Regions from separate parts of the Homo sapiens genome. Here region 2 is linked to region 1. The links are chromatin contacts, found by Hi-C or POLR2A ChIA-PET in ENCODE. All regions are on one chromosome and are shown on one strand. The core of a region is the stretch at or near the end of the contact, and the rest is flanking DNA. Distances in the headings are between cores, read along the strand shown.

The links. Hi-C counts contacts between places; a loop is a spot of excess contacts on that map. ChIA-PET counts read pairs that join two places held with the same protein, here RNA polymerase II (POLR2A). Pooled maps may share reads with other maps.
Region 2: a map of vagina shows a loop between it and region 1 (5-fold over the local background). The contact joins two enhancer-like sites. A Hi-C loop is called at or near these places in 1 of 168 maps with a recorded cell type or tissue (vagina) and 8 of 50 pooled maps. POLR2A ChIA-PET finds 5 or more read pairs at or near these places in 1 of 52 experiments (B cell).

What each region holds. Positions count from the first base shown.
Region 1 is chr14:49,877,051-49,882,576 of GRCh38, reverse strand. No RefSeq gene overlaps it. Among named protein-coding and RNA genes, the nearest start is that of ARF6, 13 kb to the left of the region's middle. RefSeq lists a silencer at 2,548-2,607. Within about 2 kb of position 2,681, at least 10 of the 41 ENCODE cell types and tissues checked have a DNase peak (open chromatin) inside an H3K27ac peak, as active enhancers do.
Region 2 is chr14:50,386,587-50,392,263 of GRCh38, reverse strand. All of the region lies in intron 2 of CDKL1 (cyclin dependent kinase like 1), which reads left to right. Among named protein-coding and RNA genes, the nearest start is that of CDKL1, 7.5 kb to the left of the region's middle. Within about 2 kb of position 3,508, at least 9 of the 41 ENCODE cell types and tissues checked have a DNase peak (open chromatin) inside an H3K27ac peak, as active enhancers do.

The sequences.
Region 1 (5,526 bases), core at 1,432-3,931:
GCAATGGGGTTTCACTTGAACACCACAGGGAGACCACCCTCCCACCCTCCGCATCTACAAAAGTAAAATAAAATAAAATTAGCTGGTCATGGTGGTGCACACCCGTGGTACCAACTACTTGGAAGGGTGAGGTGGAGGATCACTTGAGCCTGGAGTTCGAGGCTGCAGTGAGCCATGATTGTGCCCTGGCACTCCAGCCTGGGTAACAGAGCAAGACCCTGTCTCAAAAAGACTGACAGAAGGGCACAGTAGCTCACGGCTGTAATCCCAACACTTTGGGAGGCCGAGGCGGGCAGATCACCTGAGGTCGGGAGTTCGAGACCAGCCTGACCAATATGGAGAAACCCCGTCTCTACTAAAAATACAAAATTAGCCACGTGTGGTGGCACATGCCTGTAATCCCAGCTACACAAGAGGCTGAGGCAAGAGAATGACTTGAACCTGGGAGGCGGAGGTTGTGGTGAGCCAAGATCGCGCCATTGCACTCCAGCCTGGGCAAAAGAGCGAAGCTCCATCTCAAAAAAAAAAAAAAAAAAAAAAAGACTGACAGAACAGATTATCTTTATGATAATAAGATACAAATTATAAACAGGATCTAAGGCCATGCCAGGCAAGTGTTAAGCCATGCACTCCTACACTTAAAGAATAACCTATGTCCTAACCACCACAAGGTTTTTCTTTTTCTCTAGCAGCTAAATAAGCACTGGCCTTGAGATAAACAATGTTGAAGCAGTTGCAGCTTACAACCACCACATGCTGACCAACTGACTTTGTTCCATAAGCCATAACTACAGCTCTGATTGGACAAGAGATTGATTTCAGTAACTTTCTCCTGATAAGAAGACCACTGACCAAGGACTGGGTCTAGCCAGTTTACGTAGACTGCGTGCTTAAAAGTCCTTTTGTGTCCTGAAAAGACCTCTGATGAATAGGGCCTAACCGTAATACATTTAAATGTTGAGTCTCCACCCCAAGGTGAACATAGTTCATAAGTAACATGCATGTTTATTCAACATGCATGCACCAGGACCACCTTCATGAATATTCATAGCTCCTCCTCTAGCCTGTTAAATATGTATGTTTAGCCAACTCCTTCAGCATAAAGCTCCTACCCCAGCCCCTCCTCCTTTGAAATGCCTGTTTCCAGGTCTCTACTGGAGGCTGCGTTTCCCAGCCTCTGGGATGGCCACCTTGCAGGCTGTAACACTTTACAAGAAATAAAGTCTCCACTTCTAAATTTATAAATCTTGTGATTTTTTTTAAGTTAACAGTAATAAGCCCGTTTAACCATTCCTGAATTTATGCTAATGAGGTAACTCTTAGAGGATAGGGGTTAGTTGCCAGAGGAACCAACCCTGGATAGAATGTTCAGTCCCACACCTTGAACTCCAGGGAAGGGAGAGGATCTTAGTCACCAATGGCCACTGACTTAATTAATCATGCCTACATAATAGAACCTCCATAAAATCCCTAACCGACAAGGTTTGGAGAGGTTCTGGGTTGGTGAACACACTGAGGTGCTAGAAGGGTGGCACCTCTAGCAAGGGCCTGGAACCCTCATACAGCCCATCCATTCCTATACCTTGCCCAATGTATCTCTTTCTTTGTTTTTGTTTTTGTTTTTTTTTTTTGAGACAGTCTCACTGTGTTGCCCAGGCTGGTCTCAAACTCCTGGACTCAAGCAATCCACCTACTACCACTTCTCAAAGTGCTGGAATTACAAACGTGAGCCACTGTGCCTGGCCCCAATCCATCTCTTTCATTTGGCTCTTCCTGAATTGTATTCTTTATAATAAACGGGTAATTGCAAGTAAAGTGCTTTCCTGAGTTCCTCGAGCCATCCAGCAAATTATCAAGCCCCAGGAGGGAGTCATGGGAGCCCCTGATTTATAGCCAGTGGGTCAGAAGTACAAGTCACAACTTGGAATTTGAGACTGACTTCTGAACTGGGATAGTCTTGTGAGACTGAACCCTTAACCTGTGTGGTCTGTGCTAATTCTGGGTAGTTACTGTCATAATTGTAGTACACCCGACTGGGATCTAGAGAGCTGGAGAATTGCTTACTGTGAGGGAAAACTCCACACATTTGGTGTCAGAAGTTTCATGAGTGTACAGGAAAACAGTTTTTTTCTTCTTCTTTTTTTTTTTTTTTTGAGACAGAGTTTCACTCTTTTGCCCAGGCTGGAGTGAAGTGGTGCCACCTAGGCTTACTGCAACCTCCGCCGCCCCCCAGGTTCAAGCGAGTCTCCTGCCTCACCCTGCCTAGTAGCTGGGATTATAGGCGACTGCCACCACACCCGGCTAATTTTTTGTATTTTTTGTAGAGACGGAGGTTTCGCCACGTTGGCCAGGCTGGTCTCAAACTCCCGACCTCAGGTGATCCACCCACCTTGGCCTCCCAAAGTGCTAGTATTACAGGCGTGAGCCACTGCGCCCCGCTGGAAAACAGGTTTTTTTCTTTTACTCCCTCACCCCCAATACCAGCCTCCCTTGTGGTATAGAGTCAGTGAAAACCCCATGGGGAGCATAATGTACTCTTACGCTTTCCAGCCAGGGAGCTATCACTGGAGGCCTAGTGGGGAGCGAGTACTCCCACCCTCACCTTGTAGTAACAAGGAGCCACTCCTAGGTTGTCAACAGAGGCCAAATGAGGAACCTGGACATCTGCCCCCATCTGGCAGTAACAAGGTAGTGCTCCTCTTTCCTTGCTGGTGTTAGAGGAGGCCAGCTAAAACAGAAGTTTAAGTAAGATCCAGCTGGGTGCAGTGGCCGGGTGGGGTGAGTCACACCTGTAATCGCAGCACTTTGGGAGGCTGAGGCGCTGCAGATCACCTGAGGTCAGGAGTTCAAGACCAGCCTGGCCAACATGGTGAAACCCCATCTCTACAAAAAATACAAAAAATTAGCTGGGCATGGTGGTGTGCACCTGTAGTCGTAGCTACTCCAGAGGCTGCGGCGGGAGAATCACATGAACCCAGGAGGCAGAGGTTGCAGTGAGCCGAGATCATGCCACTGCACTCCAGCCTGGGCGACAGAGTGAGACTCTGTCTCAAAAAAAAAAAAAAAAAGAGAAAAAGAAAAAAGCCAGGTGTGGTGGTACAGGTTTGTGATCCCAGCTATTTGGGAGGCTAAGGCATGAGCATGAGGATCACTTGACCCCAGGAGGCAGAGGTTGAAGTGAGCCGAGATGGTGACACAGTGAGACTCCATCTCAATAAATAAATAAGGTTCATTGCTTAACAATGGGGAATCTTAATTAAAAATTAAAATTAGGCCGGGTGGGATGGCTCACACCTACAATCCCAGCAGTTTGGGAGGCCAAGTCGGGTGGATCACTTGAGGTCAGGTGGTCGAGACCAGCCTGGCCAACATGGTGAAACCCTATCTCTGCTAAAAATATAAAAATTAGTTGGGTGTGGTGGCATGCACCTGTAATCCCAGCTACTTGGGAGGCTGAGGCAGGATAATAGCTTGAACTCGGGAGTCAGAGGTTTAGTGAGCCGAGATCCTGCCACTGCACTCCAGCCTGGGCAACAGAGGGAGATTCCATCTCAAAATAAATAAATAAATTAATTAATTAAATTAAAAATAAATAACATCCAGAGTCTTATAACATAATACTCAGAATATTCAGGTCACCACCAAAAATCACTCATTATAACAATATATCAAATTGAATGAAAAAAGACAATAAATGTCAGCATCAAGATGAAAAAGATGTTAGAATAATATGACAAAGTTTTTACTGCAGCCAGCATAAAAAATGCTTTAATTAGCAATTATGAACACACTTGAAACAATTAAAAAATAGTCTCAGCAAAGAAATAGAAAGTCTCAGCAGAGATAAAGAAGATATAAAGAAGGGCTGGGCACAGTGACTCACACCTGTAATCCCAGCACTTTGGGAGGCCGAGGCAGGAGGATCATTTGAGGCAAGGAGTTTGAGACCAGCCGAGACAACATAGTGAGACCCGCATCTCCACAATTTTTTTTTAATTTTTAAATTCTTCTTGAGACAGAGTCTTGCTCTGTTGCCCAGGCTGGAGTGCAGTGGCATAATCTCGGCTCACTGCAGCCTCCACCTCCTGGGTTCAAGCAATTCTCCTGCCTTAGCCTCCTGAGTAACTGGAATTACAGGCATGCGCCACCAGGCCCGACTAATTTTTGTATTTTTAGTAGAGATGGGGTTTCACCATATTGGCCAGGCTGGTCTTGAACTCCTGACCTCAGGTGATCCACCCGTCTCGGCCTCCCAAAGTGCTTGGATTACAGGCGTGAGCCACTGCACCTGGCTCCATCTCTACAATTTTTAAAAAAATAGCTAAAAGAAGTTGGAATTTCTCTAAACAGAAAGGAAAGGATTTTTTTTAGAAAAAGGAATGTTGGTACATCAGGAAGCAAGAAAGAACATGGTAAGCAAAAATATGGGTAAATGCAATCGATTTTTCTTCTCCTCTTGAGTTTTCTAAATTATGTTTGATGATTGAAGTAAAAGTTATAACTCTCCAATGTAGTTCTAAATGTATGTAGAGGGCATAGTAAAGACAATTATTGCTCAAGTCCTTGCTCATAAAGAAAAAAGAAAAGGGCTGTGTGCGGTGACTCATGCCTGTAACCCCAGCACTTTGGGAGGCCGAGGCGGGTGGATCACCTGAGGTCGAGAGTTCGAGACCAGACTGACCAACGTGGAGAAACCCCGTCTCTACTAAAAATACAAAATTAGCCAGTTGTGGTGGCGCATGCCTGTAATCCCAGCTACTTGGGAGGCTGAGGCAGGAGAATTGCTTGAACCCAGGAGGCGGAGGTTGTGGTGAGCCGAGATTGCACCATTGCACTTCAGCCTGGGCAACAAGAGCGAAACTCCATCTCAAAAATAAATAAATAAATAAATAAATAAATAAGACAATTATAAGCAGAGAAGAATAAAAGAACATAAATATCAGCAAAAACTGAGGACTGAAAGACAACATATCACGTATCTTATTATCAAGTGCCCATGGAACATATACCAAAATAGACCATACCCTGGGCTATAAAACAAACCTCAATAAATATATAAAGAATTGAAGCGGGGCTGGGCACGGTGGCTCACACCTGTAATCTCAGCACTTTGGGAGGCTGAGGCGGGTGGATTTCCTGAGGTCAGGAATTCAAGACCAGCCTGGCCAATATAGTGAATCCCAGTCTCTACTAAAAATACAAGAAATTCGCTGGGCGTGGTGGCAGCTGCCTGCCTGTAATCCCAGCTACTAGGGAGGCTGAGGCAGGAGAATTGCTTGAACCCAGGAGGCGGATGTTGCAGTAAGCCGAGATCACACCATTGCACTCCAGCCTGGGCAACAAGAGCGAAAATCCATCTCAAAAAAAGTGAAACTCCATCTCAAAAAAAAAAAAAAAAAAGAAATGATACAGAGTATGTTCTCCAGCTACAATGGACTCAAAGTAGAAATCAATAACAGAAAGGTAGCAGGGAAGTCTCTAAACACTTGGAAAATAAACAACATGCTTCTGAATAATCCATGGGCC
Region 2 (5,677 bases), core at 2,259-4,758, 510 kb before region 1:
ATGTTGGTCAGGCTGGTCTCAAACTCCTGACCTCAAATGACCCGCCCACCTTGGCCTCCCAAAGTGCTAGGATTATGGGCGTGAGCCCCCGCTCCTGGCCATAGTGTTCTTAAAAGCTTAGTGAAGAAGATTGTTCAAAAGTGAGGGGATGCTCTGTGTCTCCATTAGTAGATTTAGGATTAGCCATTGGCTTTGATCATGTGAGGGTCTTTGGCGACCTTGACAAGAGCTGTGTGAGTGGAGAGGCAGGAATGAAACCTTCATCAGCAAGGGATTAAGAGAGACGAGAGGAACAAAGTGGAGATAATGATATGGGCAACTGTTTTGAAGAGTTTTATTACAAAAGGAAGACAAAAATGGGGCAGAGGTGTTCGTAAAGATGTGGGCTGAAGACAGGTTTTTTTTGTGGTTGTTTTTATTATACGAGTGAGAAGTACATTTGTATGCTAATGGTGTAAATAAATCCAGTAGAGAAAAAACTTGATGTTGGAGGAGGGAGAGAATTGCTGGACCCGTGACCTTGAGTTACTGCCCTGAACCATACCAAACATAAATATCATTGCATAAAAAAAGACAATTTAGGCCAGGCATGGTGGCTCACGCCTGTAATCCCAGCACTTTGGGAGGCTGAGACGGGCGGATCACTTGAGGTCGGGAGCTTGAGGCCAACATGGCCAACATGGTGAAACCCCATCTGTATTAAAAATACAAAAACTAGGCAAGCGTGGTGTCAGGCACCTGTAATCCCAGCTACTTGGGAGTCTGAGACAGGAGAATCGCTTGAACCCGGGAGGCAGAGGCTCCAGTGAACTGAGATCGTGCCCCTGTGCTCCAGCCTGGGCGACAGAGCAAGACTGCTAGATTCTTTACATACACTCTCCTTAATCTTTCTGTAACAGGATCCACAGCTGGCTCTAAGCTATGGGGTGGAACTTCTTCTACCAGGGTATTCACCGTCTTCTGATTTGCATATGACACATGGACCCTACCTGAATTCAACTCCTTTCCGTAACTCAGGTTTAAACATACTAAGGATTTATTGGATGAGAGGTAGGGTGGTCATAACAGAAGTCAGATTACAGAGAAAGACAAGGTAACAGGAAGAAAATCACGTTAAATCAAGAAGTCAGGAGCTGGGTGTGGTGGCTCACGCTTGTAATCCCAGTATTTTGGGAGGCCAACGTGCTGATCTCTCGAGCCCATGAGTTCAAGACCAGCAGGGGCAACGTGGTGAAACCCCATCTCTACAAAAAATAGAAAAATTAGCTGGGCATGGTGGCATGCACCTGTAGTCCCAGCTACTCAGGAAGCTGAGGTGGGAGGATCACCTGAGTTCTGGGAGTCAAGGCTGCAGTGAGCCGTGATTTGTGCCACTGCATTCCAGCCTGGGCAACAGAGTAAGACACTGTCTCAAAAAAAAAGAAAAATCAAGAAGTCAGGCATGATGGGCTGGAGCATCACAGGCCCTGTCGTGGAAAGTGGGCAGTGGTCTGCATAAAGCAGTTGGATGCACTTGAACTCCATGCAGCCCCTAGGGGAATATCTGTGTGTCCGGCAAGGGGCAAGGAAAGGGCTATGTGGTTCAAAACAAATACAAACCATACAAATACAAAGTAATACAAACCAAAACAAACAAATACAAAACAAATACAAACCATACAAATACAAAGTAATACAAACCAAAACAAACAGATACAAAACAAATACAAACCATACAAATACAAAGTAATACAAACCAAAACAAACAAATACAAAACAAATACAAACCATACAAATACAAAGTAATACAATAGAATAATTGTATTACTAAGGCCCCAAGCCCCTATGCTGCTGAACCTTCTCTCTGTGGAATGAAAATGGTAAGAAGAGGAAAGAAAGAATTTCTGCCAGCAGTGGCAGAAAAAGTAGATGCTCCTAGCGGAGTTGGAGGTCAAGGACAGGACAGTGTCACTGTGGGATCCCTGGGCAGACGTTCTACCTATGGCAGGTGGTATGGGGGCGTTAAAATATATTAGACCAGCATTGGTCAAGGGCTGAAAGCAGCAGCTGGGACATTGTCTATGACATGTCTCCCTCCAGAAAACAAGAAAAACAAGTGAGACAAAGAGAAGGAATCATCTACTGCTATGTGGCAGGTAGGGGCAAGGGACCTAGTAAATTTGGACAAACTGCCAAGTATCATTGTTACTTAGGATGCACAAATTACACTAATAACAACCTTAGAAGGTAGATATCGTTACACTAATAACAACCTTAGAAGGTAGATATTGTTATCCCATTTTACAAATGGATTCAGTATGGTTAATGATTTGCCAAGGCCTCCCGGTCAGTAAGCTGGAATGCAGACACAGTTCTGTCTGTCCCCAAGTTCATGCCATGTGGTTTCCCCATACCAGAACCATCCATCACTTTATACCAAACACCATACTCTGAAGTCTCCCAATGACTGGTCGTCAGAATTTATACTGCCCGTTCTCCCGCAGGGCCTTAGCTGTGAGATTTGTGGCTTCTGTGGAGGCCTGAGTGCAGATTGTAGCTGAACAGCCGTTCTTTCCATATCTCATTCCATAACCCTATGGACTATTTTAGAAGGCTAAAATAGCCTTCTAAACCTTTGTACAAACCTTTGTAGGTTTGCCACCTACAAAGATGAGAATAAGTGTGAGGGGAAATGTCCATTTGAAAATTAATTATAAATATCACAACGTAATGCAGAGATTCATAATGAGAACAAGGTCACTCCTAAAGGGTGAAAATTGGTTCTTGGCAGGTGGCAAAAAAATCTAACTTTTTTATTGTTTAAAGCACAGATATACATATGGTTCATATACAGATATATAGTATATTTGTGATATTAAAATTTCATTGGTAAGTGATTAGAAAAAATGTGTAAAATGACTCTTTGAGGGAGAGAAATGAAAAAAGGTGCATGGGGTGTGGGCGAGTGGCACTGTTGAGTGTATCCTAGGTGCCAGAAGTAGGCTCTCATTTGATTTTAATTCATCGTGAATAGTAACCTGCAGAATGTCCAGAGCATCCCTTTTTTCCCTGCTGTCCCCTTTGATCAGTAGCCTTATAGAAGGGACAGGGGCATGGGGACAGGAGCTACAGTTAGAGACTTCAGTTTTCTTTTCTCTCTCTTTTTTTTTTTTTTTTTTTTTTTTTTGAAGACAGTCTCACTCTGCTGCCCAGGCTGGAGTGCAATAGCGCAATCTCGGCTCACTGCAACCTCTGCCTCCTGGGTTCAAGCGATTATCCTGCCTTAGCCTCCCCCAGTAGATAGGACTACAGGGGCGTGCCACCACACCCAGCTAATTTTTGTATTTTCAGTAGAGACAGGGTTTCACTGTGTTGTCCGGGCTGGTCTCAAACTCCTGATCTCATGATCCGCCTCCCTCGGCCTCCCTAAGTACAGGGATTACAGGCATGAGCCACCACACCCAGCTATGGAACTTCAGTTTCTGATCATGCTTGAAGCTGTGGAGTGACCTTGGGCAAGCTCTGGTGCTTCCTGGAGCCTGGCGTGCCTTATCGCTATGATTTATGTCCCTGTTTGGCATTGCTTTGCTGATTTTTTGCTGAGGAGGGCAGAGGGCTCTTGGGCCAAACATCTAACAGCGGTCAAGCAGCCTCAAGGATGCAAGAGCAGGAAAGTAGAGGGTCAAAGGGAGTAAACATAGAAGAGGAAAGCACAGACAGAAGGGCAGAAGGTGGGATTTTAACATAGTGCTGTGGCCAACGGCCAACGGAGGCGCTGGAGGCAAAAGCTCTTCACACAGTCCCCCAAGAGGCTCACTGTCTTCAAAGAGCAGACCAGAAGTCCTGCTGGGCACATTACCATCATGGTGACAGGCACATGCTTTAAGAAGTAGGACTGTCAAGGTTGCCTGTTATCCAAAGCATTTATTAAGTGCTTAACTGAATGTGCTCTGTGCAGTGCCACATCCACTAAATGCTAAGAGTACCATGTAAATGCTCCCTAGCATTAGAATCTAATTAGAACTTTCATAGTTGGAAGGGCTTCTGCTCTTCAAATATTAGTTGAAGGAGTGTTTCCTCACTCAGTAAAAACCTCAGCCAGCTGCAGTGGCTCATGCCTGTGATCCCAGCACTTTGGAAGGCTGAGGCAGGTGGATCACGAGGTCAGGAGTTTGAGACCAGCCTGGCCAACATCCCCGTCTCTACTAAAGATACAAAAAATTAGCCAGGTGTGGTGGCGGGCACCTGTAACCACAGCTACTTGGGAGGCTGAGGCAGGAGAATCGCTTGAACCCGGGAGGTGGAGGTGGCGGTGAGTCGAGATAGAGCCATTGTGCTCCAGCCTGGGCGACAGGGCAAGACTCTGTCTCAAAAAAACAAAACAAACAAACAAACACCTCAGTGGAAAATCCTGTGACATCTTTAAGAATTTCATCCTGCTTTTGCTAATAGGGGTCATTCTAGGCTCCCTCTCTTCAAATTGTTTAATTGGCTTGTTGAGGTGAATTAATAACATATGTCTATTAATTGTTTTAGCTGAGTTCAGCATTTTCTGTTATGGATTATGGATTAACAAACCCAAATGTCTGTGGAATCACACTGTTAACATAAATGAGGGAAGCAGTCTGAATATAGGGCAAGATGGAGAGGTGGAGACTGGGGCAAACTGGGGTCCTCATGTCTGATCTAAAGTGGACAGCTACTGCTCAGTGCCACAGACTGCAAGCCTAAGGTGCTGGGTTTTCAGTCTTTTTTTTTTTTGAGATGGAGTCTTGGTCTTGTCACCCAGGCTGGAGTGTAATGATATGATCTGGGCTCACTGCAACCTCTGCCTCCCAGGCTCAAGCGATTCTCCTGCCTCAGCCTCCTGAGTAGCTGGGATTACAGGTGCCCACTACCATGCCTAACTAATTTCTTGTATTTTTAGTAGAGACGGGGTTTCACCATGTTGGACAGGCTGGTTGTGAACTCCTGACTTCAGGTGATCCACCTGCCTCGGCCTCCCAAAGTGCTGGGATTACAGGCATGAGTCACCGCATCAGGCCCACCACCCCCACCCCCATTTTTTTTTTTTTTTTAAGACAGGGTCTCAGTCTGTTGCCCAGGCTGGAGTGCAGTGGGGCAATGATGGCTCACCGCAGCCTCAATCTCCAGGGCTCAGGTGATCCTCCCACCTCAGCCTCCTGAATAGCTGGGACTACAGGCATGCATCACCACACTAGGCTAATTCTTTGTATTCTTTTTTTTTTTTTCTTTTTGAGACGGAGTCTCGCTCTGTCTTCCAGGCTGGAATACAGTGGCGCGATCTTGGCTTACTGCAACCTCCACCTCCCAGATTCAAGTGATTCTCCTGCCTCAGTCTCTTGAGCAGCTGGGATTATAGGTGCATGCCACCACACCTGGCTGGTTTTTGTGTTTTTAGTAGAGATGGCCAGGCTGGTCTCAAACTCCTGACCTCGGCCTCCCAAAGTGCTGGGATTACAGACATGAGCCACTGCGCCCAGCCAATTCTTTGTATTCTTTGTAGAGATGGGGTTTCTCCATGTTGCCCAGGCTGGTCTCAAACTCCTGTGCTCAAGCAATCCTCCTGCCTCGGTCTCCCAAGGTACTGGGTTTACAGGCATGACCCCCAACATGTCCAGCCAGAGTCTTTTTTAAAAAGCCAGAAATCAGAATTTTATGTAAAGTGTCCTGGGAT